3 separate regions of the Mus musculus genome follow, and regions 2 and 3 are each linked to region 1. A link is a loop called in an ENCODE intact Hi-C map of the cell type or tissue named here. Cell type or tissue: gastrocnemius. All regions are shown on one strand. Region 1 overlaps Dok5 (docking protein 5). Region 2 has its middle 12 kb from the start of Gm16796. Region 3 holds the start of 4930470P17Rik (RIKEN cDNA 4930470P17 gene).

Region 1 (5,000 bases):
CCTACTCCAACAAGGCCACACCTCCAAATAGTGCCACTCTCTGGGCCAAGCATATTCAAACCTTGACACCTGGCTTACCATCTTTCCCCGTGACCTTTCTTAACAGCAGCACGTGTGTAGGAAGGGTAGCACATGTGCTCAGAAAACGAGTGAACTCCCCAGCGGAGCCACTGGCTCCAAGAATCTATCCTCCTGAGAATGGGCATGAACTTGCACGCTCTGGGCTCAACCCCATGAAAGCATTCTGATCTTAGCACGTGGGCCTGTGACTCACACTGGGGCAAGGGCCTCCTCTCAGAGCTAAGGACCATCTGATGACACTGCCAGGGCCTCAGAGCCTGGGTCCCTTGACAATTGCTCCACCTGTGAGTCCCATGATACTTAGAACGAATTGATTGATGTTTCCAATCCTTAATTCTTTACAATAGAGAAGATGATGAACTGGGGGGGGGGGAGGAGGAGGAGGAGGAGGAGGAGGAGGAGGACTAGCTGCTCTTGCCAGCTCCAGCTGTGGAGGTCATCACCAGGAGGATGGAAATAAGGCCAGCCATATGGTAGATTCCAGCAGGCACACATGGCACCATGCTTTGGTTTCCTGCCTGAGGAATGACACGGGGGCTTGCTTTTCCTTGGTTTCATTTTGAAATGAATGATTTTTATCTGCAAGGCAGACTGGTGAGGGTGCTCTGGAAATCCTGACTCAATGGGAAATCTCTGATGCAAGACTGAAGATTCTGAACGTGACTGATAAGAGGGCTGAGAACGGTGCCCTGAGCTGAGGCCAGGCACTCCACGGCTCACATGAGAAGCCGTCAGGCTCCTCCTCTGCTACCCCCTCCCCAGATCCTCTGCAATGTTAGACTTAAAACAGGATTCAGGCCTGACACTACTATGCTCAGCACCCTCAGCACACCGTGTACAAAGGAGTCTTGACCACCGGTTCCCGTCATCCAACCCCCTTCTCCATACCCCACTCATCTCTGCCTCAGGACATTTGCATTCACCAATCTGACTAGGAAGAACGTTGTCTTGGGCTGGAGAGATGGCTCAGCACTTGAGAGCACTGACTGCTCTTCCAGCGGTCCTAACTTCAATTCCCAGCAACCACATGTGGCTCACAAACATCTGTAATGGGATCCGGTGCCCTCTTCTGGTGTGTCTGAAGACAGCTACAGTGTACTCACATACATGAAATAAATAAATAAATCTTTAAAGAGGAGGAGGGGGGGGGAGAAAGTTTACTTTTTCTCCTTAATCCTCCATATGACTGCCTCTTCTAGAGTTAAAGTTTTGTCATAAATGCTATGGCTTCTTCCGACAGCTACCTGATGGAGACAAGACCCTCAAGCCAGTAACTATGCCTCCCTTTGTGTGAACGCTTTCTATAAAAACTATAAACATATTCCCTGTGGCTGTTACACGTATCAGATTTGAGATAAATGTCTAATTGTCACTCACGACTCTCCATTAGCTTGCAAGCTGCTAGGAGGAAGACACATAGCTGCCATCCTCAGGGCGCTGGCTCAGTAAACAGGCACTGTGTCGATGGGAGGAAAAAGAGGAGAACGCTACGTCCTCCGTAGATAGCAAATCTCAGAGGCATCGATAGCTCTTCTGGGCCCTAAAGTTTTAGTACCAAGGAAATTTAAGACGCTAGTATGTTAGGTGCCCCACAGAGAGTAACTTCTTTTTTTACATTTTATTTCTTTAGTTCATGTGTGCTCTTCTCACATGTACACGTGTTGCTGCACACATGCTGAAGTCTGAGAACTTGGGGGATTGCGTTCTCTCTCTCTCTCTCTCTCTCTCTCTCTCTCATCACCTAGGTCCTCAGGATGGAACTCAGGTTGTCCGCTCAGTGTCTGATGTACTTAACCACCGAGGCACCTCGCTGGCCTGACCATAGAGCTATCTTTGCAGGACACCAGTTTTTACATTGTGAATATTTTGCCATCTTCTCCATTGTGAAATCTTATTTATTTATTTATTTATTTATTTATTTAAATCTCCTGCATTTCTGAGAGGCTCCTTCAGATATGTGGGCCAACAAAACTATGTTCACTGGTTCTCTTGCATGGATTTCTCTCAGATTTTACGCTAAGGGCTCACGTGTTCGCTTTGTATTCTCCTAACCACAGAAGAGTTCTTCTACAGGGAAACTGGAAATCATGGGAGTGGCAGAGAAGATGAAGTGAGTCCACTTTCATGAATGTAGCACAAGTGTAGCCAGATGCTTCCTTCACTGCGCCACCAATAATAAAACTCTATTCCCAGGCCTACCAGCAGGTGGCGCTCTAAGCCTAAATTTGGGACAGTGAGACCTATTTTTCTCAAACCTGTCTGATAAATTCTGGTTTTTAGATTAATCACTTAGAGACGCCTTGAAACTTCAGCTTGAACTTCATCGGCGTAGGTAATTTGAGCAGAGTCAGCCCTTCCTTGGCTACTTATCCAGCCACTCAGGATCCATCTTTCCAACATCTATGAACAGTTGCTGGCAGCTTGAGAAACAGGGGACGAGGAAGACCCAGTGGGGCTTGGAAGAGGCTCAGTTGGTAGACTGCTTGCTTCACGTGCACAGAGCTCTGGGTTCTGTTCTCCAAGCACGATGTCACAATCCCAGCATCAGGACATGGAGACAAGGGCATCAGAACTCAAGGTCCTCCTTGGCTACACAGTGAGTCTGGATCCAGCCTGGGCTACATAAGATCCTGTCTCAGGAAGAAAGAAGCCCCCTGCTTCCTCACATCCCACCTTTCAATACAAGATGACGACCCCATGCAGGATCCAGAAGACACCAGGATCGAAAAGCAGCTGTGGCATGCCTGCCCTCCTGGTCACCATTGCTTCCCAGAAGTGTAGCGATTACTAATAAACAATGACATTCCAAGTGTGGTCTGGTTCCCATTGAGGAGCCTGGCTCCTTCATCTCAGGAGTGCCACTAGCCAGCTTTGTGCACCAACAACAAACAGTCCAAGGAGAGACATGGCAAGTGAGGAAGGACGAATTGGAGTTGTAGAGTTGTGGGGATGGCAGTATATTCCAGAAAAAGGAGGAGGAGGAGGAGGAGGAGGAGGAGGAGGAGTAGGAGGAGGATGTGGAGCAGGAGGAGGAAAAGGAGGAGGGGGAAAGAGGAGAGTAAGAGAAAGGAAAAAGAGGAAGAGGAGGAAGAGGAGAAGGAAGAAGAGAAAAGAGGAAGAGGAGGAGGAGGAGGAGGGGAGGAAGAGGAGGAAGAAGAAGAAGAAGAAGAAGAAGAAGAAGAAGAAGAAGAAGAAGAAGAAGAAGAAGAAAGGAAGAAAGGAAGAAAGAAAGAAAGAAAGAAAGAAAGAAAGAAAGAAAGAAAGAAAGAAAGAAAGAAAAAGAAAACAGCAGCAGCAGCTTGCCCAGGGAGGGTTGTCAGCAGGAAATGCTGAAGGGCAGCTGTGTGGCTTGAGCACATAGCAGATATGGATTACAAAAGATTTTTTTTCTGTGATCACCCATCTCTCTGTCCATCCATCTGCCCATCCATCCATCCATCCATCATCCATCCATCCATCCATCCATCCATCTATTCATCCATCATCCATCCATCCATCCATCCATCCATCCATCCATCTATTCATCCATCCATCCATTTATCCATCCATCCATCCATCCATCCATCCATCCATCCATCCATTCATTTATTCCTACATGTGATGGTTAGTTTGAAATATTAACTTGTCAAACTTTAGAATCACCCATGAAAAGACTCTCAGTCGAAGAATTATCTAGCTCAGGTTAGCCTGAGAGCATGTCTGTAGGCAACTGTCCTAACTCTTACTTGACCCAGAGCTCACTGTGGGTGGCACTGTTCCCTATGCTAAGTCCTGGGCTGTATAACAGTGCAGAAAGCTTGCTGCACCAGGAAGCAGCAGCTTGAGATCATGGCTCAGTCTACCACCTGAGCCACATCCCTGGCCACATTGCACCGGCTCTCTGCTCTTGGCTGTGGATGTCATGTGACCAGCTGCTTGGGTGTCTGTCTTGACTTCCCATGCATAGACTACAGCCTGGAGCTGTGAGCCACAATAAACCCTCCCTGTGTTGTCCTTGGTCAGGGTACTGTGAGCTCAGTCTCACAGGGTACTGTGAGCTCAGTGCTAGCATGCTCTTTCCAGTGTAGAGCTGCACACACCATCAGATCCTGCAGCAAGGATGCTCCCACGCAGGTTTGTTGGTTGGCTTGCATATCAGTCAGATGTGAGTGAGCCAATTCCCTTGCACTAAAGTATCAGAGGGGGCGTTTAAAGGGATAAGAAAGTCTAAGTCGTGTTGAATTGGGGAATCTTTTGGTCTCCCAGTGAGCAGACCTGTACCCTACTTCAGAAGGTTTGTTTCTCAAGAGGAAGGGATCTCTTCCTCCCTTGTTGTCCTAGAGCAGTGGTTCCTACCAAGCGTGTTCAGGAGAAGCACCGCGGGTCTTGTTCAAGCACGGCAGGCTGGAGGAGCCCCACCCCTCTTATTTTACAATGGATGGAGAAGGTCCTAAGACTCTGCATACCTGACAGTTCCCCAGCGGTGCTGACCCCATTAGTCTTGAGCCTGGAGGGCTGATTCTAGAACCTGGACTCTAGCCCTTGGCCACACTTTATACAGGTGTCCCTTCAAAAGACTGGTTGCTGAGCCTCTTCCTGGGACCTCAGGCCTCTGGCCTGTTGTGCCTCTGGCTAAGGGCCAAAGAATCTACATTTCAAACAGATCCCCCAGGACAGTGTGATAGATGCAAACGTTTGAGGATCAGGAATCCAGAAAGATGAAGTATCCAGGGTCATGAGGCCTCAATGGAGGTCCTCAGCTCGGGAGGTGGCATGGTGGGACACAGCAGCTTACCGGACCTCCAAGCACGAGGCCCCAGGCAGGCAGTGAACCCTGCTTACCTTGCAGGACGCCCCAGGCAGGCAGTGTGCCCTGCTTACCTTGAAGGTGGTACAGCTGTCCTGTGCTGTGCTGCCTCGTGATATGCTGCCAGTAGGCG
Region 2 (5,000 bases), 350 kb after region 1:
CCAGGCCTCAGCCACATTGGCATGAGTCAGCAGGAGGGACCAGGACCACCAGGGATACCAAGAGACCTTCTTTGCTGTCTTTCTCTCAATGAAGTGAAGATTAGAGACCAAGAGATGGGGGAAAAGTTAGTGCAACAGTCTCTGTGGTGTTTTCTTTTTTTTTTTTTTCTTTTTCTGTTTTGTTTTGTTTTGTTTTGTTTTTTGAGACAGGGTTTCTCTGTGTAGCCCTGGCTGTCTTGGAACTCACTTTGTAGACCAGGCTGGCCTCAAGCTCAGAAATTCACCTGCCTCTGCCTCCCGAGTGCTGGGATTAAAGGCATGTGCCACCACGCCCGGTGTAGTGTTTTCTTTTATGCTGAAGGGTTAAGGCAGGTAAATTTGCTTAGGACTCATGAATATCCTAGCGGAGGCAATGTGTTCAGGGTTCCTACTGTAACCGAGAATTCCTGGAAAAATGCGATGCTGGCAAAAGCTGATTGTCAGTGATGTGGGGGACATTGGAATGTTGCAGGCTCAGAGTCTGATCATAATTTCCCCGAGGCTATCCTTAGCCCCCTGCTATCCATTCCTTGCCCATGTCCGCGTCTGCCTTAACATTTTGTGTTTAACAGTAAAAACCTTGGGAATATGCAAAAACCCCCATTTCCCACCAATCTGAGGGCTAAGAATGCATGCTCACAGGCAGCATCCAAGGCTCACAGGTGAGGTTGTCTGCTTGGCTGTTCCATCTCTCTGATGTTCCCACCAAGGTCTTGATTCATGCCTGTTTTTTGTTCTGTTTCTATAAACACTTCCCTGAACTACTGCCATGTTGGACAACGGAATTTGGAGTAGCCAAATGTGTGCTCCTTGGCTGCCACCACTCATTATTGGCTCCAGAATCAACTCTTTCATCACGTTGGGGGTGAGAATTGTGGTTTTTGTGTTGACACTGCGAAAGTCACTTAGGAGTTGGTCCACACAATGTTAACTGTGGTGCAAGCTACACAAGGATGACGTCACCTCGCTGCATGGCTTTCAGTGGCCCCACAGGCCTCTGGGTTTTCACAGGGCCAAACACAGCAGGCAGTATTTATGGAGGGAGCCCTTACTCCATCCCGGGACTTGTGGGTAATGCACAGCATGCTGGAGTTGTCTCACACACTCCTTCAGCTAGGCTATGACAGGAGCTGCATCCTGGGTGGGAGGAGAAGCAAGAAAAGACACAGTGAGGTCCCACAGAGCCTTACCAGGTCCAGGTCTGCGCCTGCCCCACAGTGTAGCCTTCAAAAGTGGCTTCTCCAGTCATCTAAAAAAGTCAGAGTCTCCTCATTTGAAAAAGAGGGCTAACAGATTGAATCACAACAGTTCTAACTCGAGAAGTGGAGCGACTGGAGGTTCCCATTGTCCTCTTCCCTACCTTTCCCAGTATTTAATCCTCTAGAAAAAGCTGTCTTAGTCAGGATTTCTATTGCTTTGATATAATGCCATGACCAAAAGGCAAGCTGGAGAGGAAAGGGTTAATTTCAGCTCGTACTTCCAGGGAACAGTCCATCACTGAGGGAAGTCAGGACAGGAACTCAAACAGGGCAGGAACCTGGAGGCAGGAGCTGATGCAGAGGCCATGGAGGAATGCTGCTTACTGGCTTGCTACCCATGACTTGCTCAGCTTGCTTTCTTATAGAACCCAGGACCACCAGCCTTGGGATGGCCCCACCCACAATGGGCTGGCCCTTCTCCATCATTCACTAATCAAGAAAATGCTGTACAGACCTGTGTGAAGCCTGATCTTATGGAGGCATTTTCTTAATTGAGGTTCCTCCTCTAACATAGTTTAGCTCCTGTCAGGCTGATATAAACTAGCCAGTACAAGCTTTCGCAAAAATTAAAAATATACCAAGTTTCTGTCTTGCCCAGGAAGAGCATTCACATAACCACTGTGCCGTCGTTTCCTTTTGAAGTTATTTTTTTTGACTATTGCTGCGGTGGGTGGTTGTGATACAGCAGGTGTGTTGATGGCAGAGGGCAACTTTAGGGAGATCTTTCTACCACAAGATCCACAGACAGATCCATGTCAGAGCTGTGTAGCAAGTGCTTTCCCTGCTGAGTCATCCTCCTGCCCCATGGCATCCTTTCTTATCCCTGGCTGTGCTCCTGTTCCCCTAGAATTGTGCTCCCATTCCCTGGCTGTGCTCCCATTCCCCTGGACTTGTGCTTCCATTCCCTGGCTGTGCTCCCATTCCCCTAGAATTGTGCTCCCATTCCCCTGGAACTGTGTTCCCATTCCCCTAGAATTGTGCTCCCATTCCCCTGGAACTGTGTTCCCATTCCCTGGCTGTGCTCCCATTCCCCTGGACTTGTGCTCCCATTCCCCTAAACTTGTGCTCCCATTCCCCAGGACTTGTGCTCCCATTCCCTGGCTGTGCTCCCATCCCCCTGGAATTGTGATCCCATTCCTCTAGAATTGTGCTCCCATTCCCTGGCTGTGTTCCCATTCTCTGGCTGTGCTCCCATTCCCCTGGAATTGTGCTCCCATTCCCTGGCTGTGCTCCATTTCCTGGCTGTGCTCCCATTCCCTGGACTTGTCCCTTCTGGCTCCCCTGGGTCCTCCCACCTACTCCATGTGTAACCTTCCTATTAGGACCATATATCCCTTCTATCCCCTTTCTCTATTTTTGAAATAATAGACCCCAAGAAATTAGAATTCTTGGCCAAGCTTGAGGCCTGAAGACTTGAATTCAATCCCCAGGAATCAGAAAACTCCCACAGGTTGTCCTGTGACCTCCACATGTACGCTGTGGCTCACAGATTCTCTCTCTCTCTTTCTCTCTCTCTCTCTCTCTCTCTCTCTCTCTCTCTCTCTCTCTCTCTCTCACACACACACACACACACACACACACACACACACAGAGGCTGATTATAATTTTTTTAAAAAAGAAATTATAATTTCCCTGGAGTCTCGAGATAAGGACCTGGTGCCAGCCAGAAAGAAGGCTCGTCTCTGTGCTGCCTCCTTGGGGAGAGATTTCACATGTTGTAACAATTGTTACACCACTTTGCAGGGAAGACTGGACTGAAGACAAGGACAGGTGGACCCATGATGGACAGGACTCGGTTGTGTATACCTCTTAGCTTCTGTTTAACCCCAATCCCCGTGTCAAGACTCTGAAGACAGGCCTCACTGCTCCTTTTTCCCATCCGGCTGCACCGAGTGCAGTTCCTTTCCCTGCTTTCATTTGAAGACTGCCTTTGGGCTTCCATGAGCTCAGTCTCTTAGGGCTGCTAGGATCCGGTCGTTTGTAGTCATTTCCCCAGGAGTAGCATGCTGGGAAGAGAAAGCAGGCGCTGCAGCCTGTGCCTGCCAGTTGGGTGCTTGTTTCCTGGACAAAGCTTCAACAGCCTGCCTGACCACCGTGCAGGAGAGAGCAGAGCAGAGGCAAAGATGGGCCAATGAGCGGCAGTGTCTTAGTTAGGGTATCATTGCTGTGAAGAGACACCATGACCAAGGCAACTCTTATAAAGGACCTTTAATTGGAGCTGGCTTACCGTTCAGAGGTTTAGATCATTATCATCATGGCGGGAAACACAGCGACATGCAGGCAGACATGGTACAGGAGGAGCTGAGAGTTCTATACCTTGATCCACAGGCAGCACAAGGGACCGTGTGACACAGTGGGAGTCACTTGAGCACAGGAGACCTCAAAACCCACCTCCACAGTTTCTCCAACCAGGCCACATCTCCTAATAGTGCCACTTCCTATGGCCAAACATCCAAACTCATGAGTCTATGGGGGCCAAACCTATTCAAGCCACCATAGGCAGGAACATACTGACGAGAACCTCTTAGCTTGTCCGCAGGCCAGCACCCTCAAAGGCAACCTTAGGTTGTGGGAGGCCACTGGACCTGTTTATTTGTTCCTCTTTCTATCGCAGCCTCTGAGCAAAACCTCTGTTCTCTGCTTTCCACCATTGCAGGCCTGCTTCAGCACAGCTTGTCAGAGGGGTGGGGGCCGAGGATCTGACCCTCGAAACGCAGGTAACAGACACTGCTCCCCCGAAGCCTTTTCTTTAAGGCCTTTCCTTCCAGCCAGCAGCACCGGCTTTAAATCTGCAGCCTGTCTCCTTCCCACCACTGCTAGCCTCCTGGTAGGAATACGTTCACATCACCCACAGCTTAATCTTTTACAGTCACTACCAGCAGCCCAAATGCCTCCAGCCACCCTGAACCCTAAGCCTTGGGGTCGAATAGCATGATGCTCCTGTCTGGTTACCTGGTTCAAGGATGGTCTGTGCCAGATTGGCAGGTAGGGCTCCAGTCCGCTCTGCAGGCTCCGAAAGCACAGCGTTGTTTGAACCAGGCCCGTTTTCTTGCTGGTTCAGAATCACCTCAGGCCTGTGTTTTAGTTCGCTTGTGTGGTTAAAACAGACTGCCTGGGGCAGGTGGTTTTTCAGAAACAGTTTTTCCTTCCTACAACTCCGGAGGTTGGGGAGCTCGAGGGCACACAGCCAGCATCCAGAAAGACCTTCCTGCTGTGTCATCCAAGGAAGGCAGAGGACAACCAACGGGGACCAGACACATTCTATAGCAAGTCATTAGTTAACACTGACCCAGTTCTAGTGCAGGGCCCTCAGGTCTCTTGATTTGAAGAAGTTTTGAATTTTTTTTTTACATTTTATCTTTAATGATGTGTATGTTTCTGTATGGGGTTATTTGCATGAGTGTGGGGTGTATGTGCCTTCTGAGGCCAGAAGATGATGACGGATTCCCTGAAGCTTAAGTTATGGGTGGATGTGAGCCACCCAGCATGGGTGCTAGGTCCTCTGCAAGAGCAGTACTTGCTCTCAGTTTTTAACCCCTGAGCTACCTTTCCAAACCCTTGGCTTTTGAGACAGTCTCACCCTATAGCCCAGGCTAATTTAGGTCTCACTATATCACCTATTTCCTGACACACACCTCCCCCCACCCTCATTTCTCTAATAGCACATTAACTAAAAGCTTGAGAAAGGAAAATCCTTGTGAG
Region 3 (5,000 bases), 270 kb after region 1:
AAGAGAAGGAGATAGACAGTTGACTGGGGCCAGGACTCTTTGGTGGGGCAGCTGCCTGTGAGCTCCTCTGTTTGGGGTTGGCATTGGTTATTCCTGTCAACTTGCCACAGCCTAGAATCAGCCAGGAAGAAACTTTCAACCTAGACATTCTCTAGGTCAGATCAGCCTGTGGGCATTTGTGAGGATTGTCTTGGGTATTAATTGACACAGGAAGACCCAGCCCACTGTGGGTGGCACCATTCCCTACAAGGGGCTCCTGAAACAGCCTTAAGAAAGCAGAGAGCTGGATGAGAGCAAGAGGGACACATGAGAGCATCTATTCTCTCTGCTCTTAACCACGGATGCACTGTGCCTGGCTGCTTGACTTCCTGCCCTGGCTCGCCCCTAATGCTGGGCCGCAATCTGGATCTGCAAACTAAGCCAGCCTGTTCCTCCCCTGTGTTGCTTTAGGTCAGGGTGTTTCATCACAGCAACAGAAATGAAACTCGTACCGAATACACGGGTGTGTTTGATGTCTCCTTCAGGAAGACTTTACAACAGGACTCTGGAGGTTTAAATGCACATGAGTAAGTGCCATGGCCCTCTCAGTTTTTTCAGCTCAGAAAACTGACAGGTGAGGTGCTTTGCACTGTAGAGGTGGGAGTGAGACACAGTCTCCAGTGTAGAGCTCCTAGTACTCGCATGGCTTTGTTCCATGGGAGAGATATTTCTGGATAGTAATCTGCACTGTGCACGGACATAAGCAGAACACTGTAATACGAAGTAAAACGAACAATTCCTATACTCTCGGGCCAGAGCCTAATGAGGGAAATAGACAAACCAACAGAATCCGTGGCCATGGTTGGAGGACAAAGGTCAGAGGTGACAAGAGAGTGCTCTGAGTGGAGGCTCCCCAACCCGAACCATTTAAAGGTGAAGTCATACGGGATGGGATGGGGAGGACAGCATAGCAGGCATGGAATGTCACTCGAGAAGGCTCAGAAGCTAGAACATTCTAAAGGGCTAGACGAAAAGTAGCCATGGCAGCTTAAACAAGAGATTTCCCCCATTGGACACTCTGTCCCCAAATGAGAGATGTGCCCCCACTGTCTTCTGCATTGAGCACTCCATCCCCAGGTGGTGGCATTGTCTGGGGAGTTTGGAGTTTCCTTGCTGGAGAAACTATGTCCTTAGAGCTATAAGAGTAAAAAGCCTTTTGATGTCTGCTCTGTACTTAAGTAAAATTGAGGATATGGTCTCTCGGCTTCCTGCTCCTCCTGCCATGACTGCATCTTGCTGCATCCTCCCTATCTGGGATGAACTCTTATGCTCTGGAGTGCTGAGCCAGCGTGACCTTTTCGCCCATAAGTAACCTTGGTCCTGGTGATTATCACGTCAAACAGTAGGTAAGCTGTCTGGGGAAGAAGCCGTGAGGAAGGAGAGGCAGGCGGTCAGAGGCCTGTTTGGGATACATTCAGCTGCGGGTCAGAAGGGCACCTGGGTGAGTGGGTTCTGCGGCACGGAATATATTATTTCACTGAACGAGACGCCTGGAGGCAAGATGCTTACGTGACCGGAAATTCAAAGTCTAAGACTGTCCTAGGGGCTGTGTCCTTCCAGCTCCCTGCCCTGCCTTCCTCAGGATGTAAGGTTTGTCCCTCTGCCTGCAGACTGATGGGTCTCAGACAAGGCTGCTGCCGTCTCTGGAATTTTCTCCCTCGGTAGCTCTAGTTGGGAAAAATTCATTAACTCCTCTAAATGGACAAAAATTACTCAAGGGGATGAATTCTAGTGTCCATGTCTGTACGAGTTACTCTTCTGTCGCTGTGGTTAAAACGCCGTGACCAAAAGCAACTTAAAGAAGAAAGAGTTCATTTCACCTTATGGTTCCAGAGCGGTAGCACTCTTAATGGTGAGGTGGGTGTGGTAACAGGAGCCAGAACAGGAAGCTGGCTAGTGACATTTCCATCCAGAAAAGCACACCGGAAGTAGAGGGAGAGAACAAGAAGTAGGGAAAAGCTCTAACCCTCTCAAAGCCTTCCCCAGTGACGTACTTCCTCCAACAAGGCTCCACCTCCTAAAGGTTCCATAACTTCCCCCAAACAGCGCCACCCACTGGAGACTCAAATACCTGAGACAACACTGTATATAGAGACAACATTTACATAGAACTGAATTGTGGGCTGTGGCCCAAACCAGGCAACCAAGAAGAAATAATGCTGTTAGACCAAAATTAGTTTGGACAAGGAGTAGTCGCTCCATCTCTTCTGGTGGAGGAGACTTAGAAGATGGATGGAATCTCCTTTCATCTGTCGATGGTCCTACATGCCTGAGGCCATAGCGATGGCCCACCGCAGCGTGCTTAGCACGAGGCCGAAAAGAACGACTGGCTTGGCCACTGCTGAAGAGCAGAGATTGAGTGAGTAACTTGCACGGTACCCAGAGCTCAGCTCCTTGCAAAGGTCAGCCATGTGAAGACTAGTTTCACAACTTCTGTCGTGTTCATGCATTGATGCATTTCATAGATTATCTCCTTTATAATGTATCTTTAAGCCATTTATAACATTGCTTTAATGACGTCTCTTTGTAAAGTAGCATATTTTTCACACAAGTGGGCTATGTGATTTATATTAGTATATTAAATTTAAAACCAGTATGTAGTGACAATTTTGGAGTTTTGGTTTCTTTGAAAAAAAAATACATTAGTATTATGGGAACGTGTTTTCGTTTTGATCCCTGGTGTGGGCTATGGGACTGCTTCAGGCCGACCACAGCAGCTGACTATGATTTGCCTTGTGCTCTAGCAGGGGCATGATTTTGCCAGCTGAAGATAGTTTCTGCAATTGTGTAATGTTTGGCATTCTGGGAACTTTTCAGAGGGCATAGAAAGGCTAGGGCCCGGAGAGGTGTGGTGGGTTGTTGTGAGTTGTTGGCTGTTGATGGTCAGAGTTTGTTAGGTAGTCATACACAAAGAAGAGAACAAGGAGAAAAAGAAGCCAGTTTCCTGACAGTGAAGAGCAAACTTGCCCCTAATCAGTAGGAAGTAGTCTAACGATAACATTGGCGCCTTTATTCAGGGATCTCGTTCCTTTCCTCTCTATCCTTTTTTCTCTCTTATCCGGTGTTATGGAGTTGAAAGAGAAGAAAAAAGGTGGAAGGAAAAAGTACCCACAAAGTAGCAAAAGATAAGCTACACCAGTACACCATAAACCAAAGATTTAAATATATATAAATAAAAAAAAGATAAATACATATTGAAGTAAATACAGAGGGAAAGAGATAATAAGCAAACACAGAGACAAGAAAGAGCTATAAATAGTGAGCTAAATTAGAATTATTACATTCCAAACAAAGACTCTTCTAGGCTGATGGCTCTGATCATGGATGTGTCCTTCATTTAATTAAGACTCACAAGCAAGACAGAAAAAGGTCTTGATAACATGATGGCACCAAATAGGTTTTCCATCATCCAGATAGCATCATGGGGAGAATATGACAAAGGGATTCTTGTACCCTCCTCTCCTGAACTAACGTTACTCAAAGCTGTGCCAGTCCACACAGGTCTTGCATGTGTCCCACACTTTAGGGGACGCCATTGTGTGTGGTGGGATTACCGATTCACTGTATATTGAGTGTGAGTGGCACAGACAGAGTTCAGTCTTAGGTTTTTCTCCTCAGCTACAAGGTAAAACATGGACTAGAGTGGGGACATACCTAAGTCACACAGGAGGAAGTCTTTGGTATTATCACCATCACCATCACCATCACCATCACCATCACCATCACCATCACCATCACCATCATCATCATCATTGTGAGATGTGCATGAGTCTCAGAGCTCATGTGGATGTCAGAAGACAACTTTGCAGAGTCAGTTCTCTCCATTCGACTTTATGTGGGTTCCAGGAGTCATATGCAAATCACCCGGTGTATACAGCAAGCACTTTTACCCCCTAAGCCATCTCACTGGCCCAGAGAAGTCTTGTTAAAGTGGCTTGTTTGTACCAAAATTCAGCACAAGATTATTTCTGTGAATCAAATAACCACAAAACACCTGAGTAATTAATCCGAGATGAATCCAAGATAACAGATCTCTGAGGAAACGCGGTGGAGACAGATCGTAAACCTGCACGGCTGATCTATGGTGCTCCACTGGGAACTGTATTTCATATCCACAAATGACTGTAAGACAATAGCTTCTGCTCTGTCCCCGGGGCAGGGAGAAATATTCATCATTGCCAGAGAGGCTGGGGCATAAAATATGTATTATCTTCATTTCCCTTTTTATTATCGGACCTAAATCTTAATCAGGAGGTATGGGGCTCTTTTGTGGATTCGGTCTTTTTGAGACAAGAGAAAGTGTGTGTAGCCACCTTCCAAAGGTGCCTCTCCCATCTATAATCTTCCCCACTCCAAAGTGGTAAAGTCAGGAGCTATCTCTAGTGGTGCCGATCCACAGCCCTACCCAGTGTACCCAACATCTTCCTGTGGGTTCCTTCCCCTGAGGGGAGAGGGAGCTAAGCAGACCACCTTCTTCTGAGATCCTAGCGACAGGTCAGTTTTATTTCAAGAACGTTCACTCTGCGGAACCAATGAGGCATTTGCACTTACTTACAGAGCACAGGTGAGAGGTCACAGGCAGGAACATGGGTGACCCCCAAAGCAAACACTCAGAAAAGGAGCTCCCCATGGCTTTGTAGGTGGCGCACCTCTCTATTAACCTCCCCGCTGCCTATATACTCTACCCTAGACTGAAACTCCAGTCCACATGCAATTAGGACAAAATTGCATACAAATAGCTGCAAGGAGTGCCTGGATGTGTCCAGTTTAGTATAACTGAGAATCCAAAGACCCTCCCACCCCATCCTCCTATGAGGGATCAACAGTGGTCCAGGGTGTCCAACTGTGATGAACTCTTGTGAGCAGATACGCCCACATGGTGAAGATGACACCTGTTTTGCTGGAAAGATCGGGCTCTATGACATGGATACATCTCAACCTCTCTGTTTCCAGTGAGTTCA

What was found. Peaks named below come from ENCODE experiments on the same cell type or tissue, not always from the same donor. Only the 100,000 strongest peaks of a DNase experiment are listed, where the experiment ranks them.
Region 2: it touches region 1 in a loop (9-fold over the local background); 39 of 42 quality-filtered maps call a loop at or near these places.
Region 3: a loop joins it to region 1, with 9 times the contacts of the local background. A loop is called at or near these places in 18 of 42 quality-filtered maps.

Annotation. Positions count from the first base shown.
Region 1 is chr2:170,870,873-170,875,872 of GRCm38, reverse strand. It overlaps Dok5 (docking protein 5), which reads right to left. Exons shown (of 8, transcript NM_029761.4): 7 at 4,942-5,000. Among named protein-coding and RNA genes, the nearest start is that of Gm35033, 98 kb to the right of the region's middle. In gastrocnemius, a CTCF peak has its summit at 2,281 (motif pointing right); a DNase peak (open chromatin) is centred at 2,287.
Region 2 is chr2:170,521,118-170,526,117 of GRCm38, reverse strand. No RefSeq gene overlaps it. Among named protein-coding and RNA genes, the nearest start is that of Gm16796, 12 kb to the right of the region's middle. In gastrocnemius, no CTCF peak of the experiment used is centred here; a DNase peak (open chromatin) is centred at 2,466.
Region 3 is chr2:170,598,435-170,603,434 of GRCm38, reverse strand. It overlaps 4930470P17Rik (RIKEN cDNA 4930470P17 gene), which reads left to right and starts at 1,418. Exons shown (of 2, transcript NR_027825.1): 1 at 1,418-2,398. In gastrocnemius, a CTCF peak has its summit at 2,129 (motif pointing left); no DNase peak of the experiment used is centred here.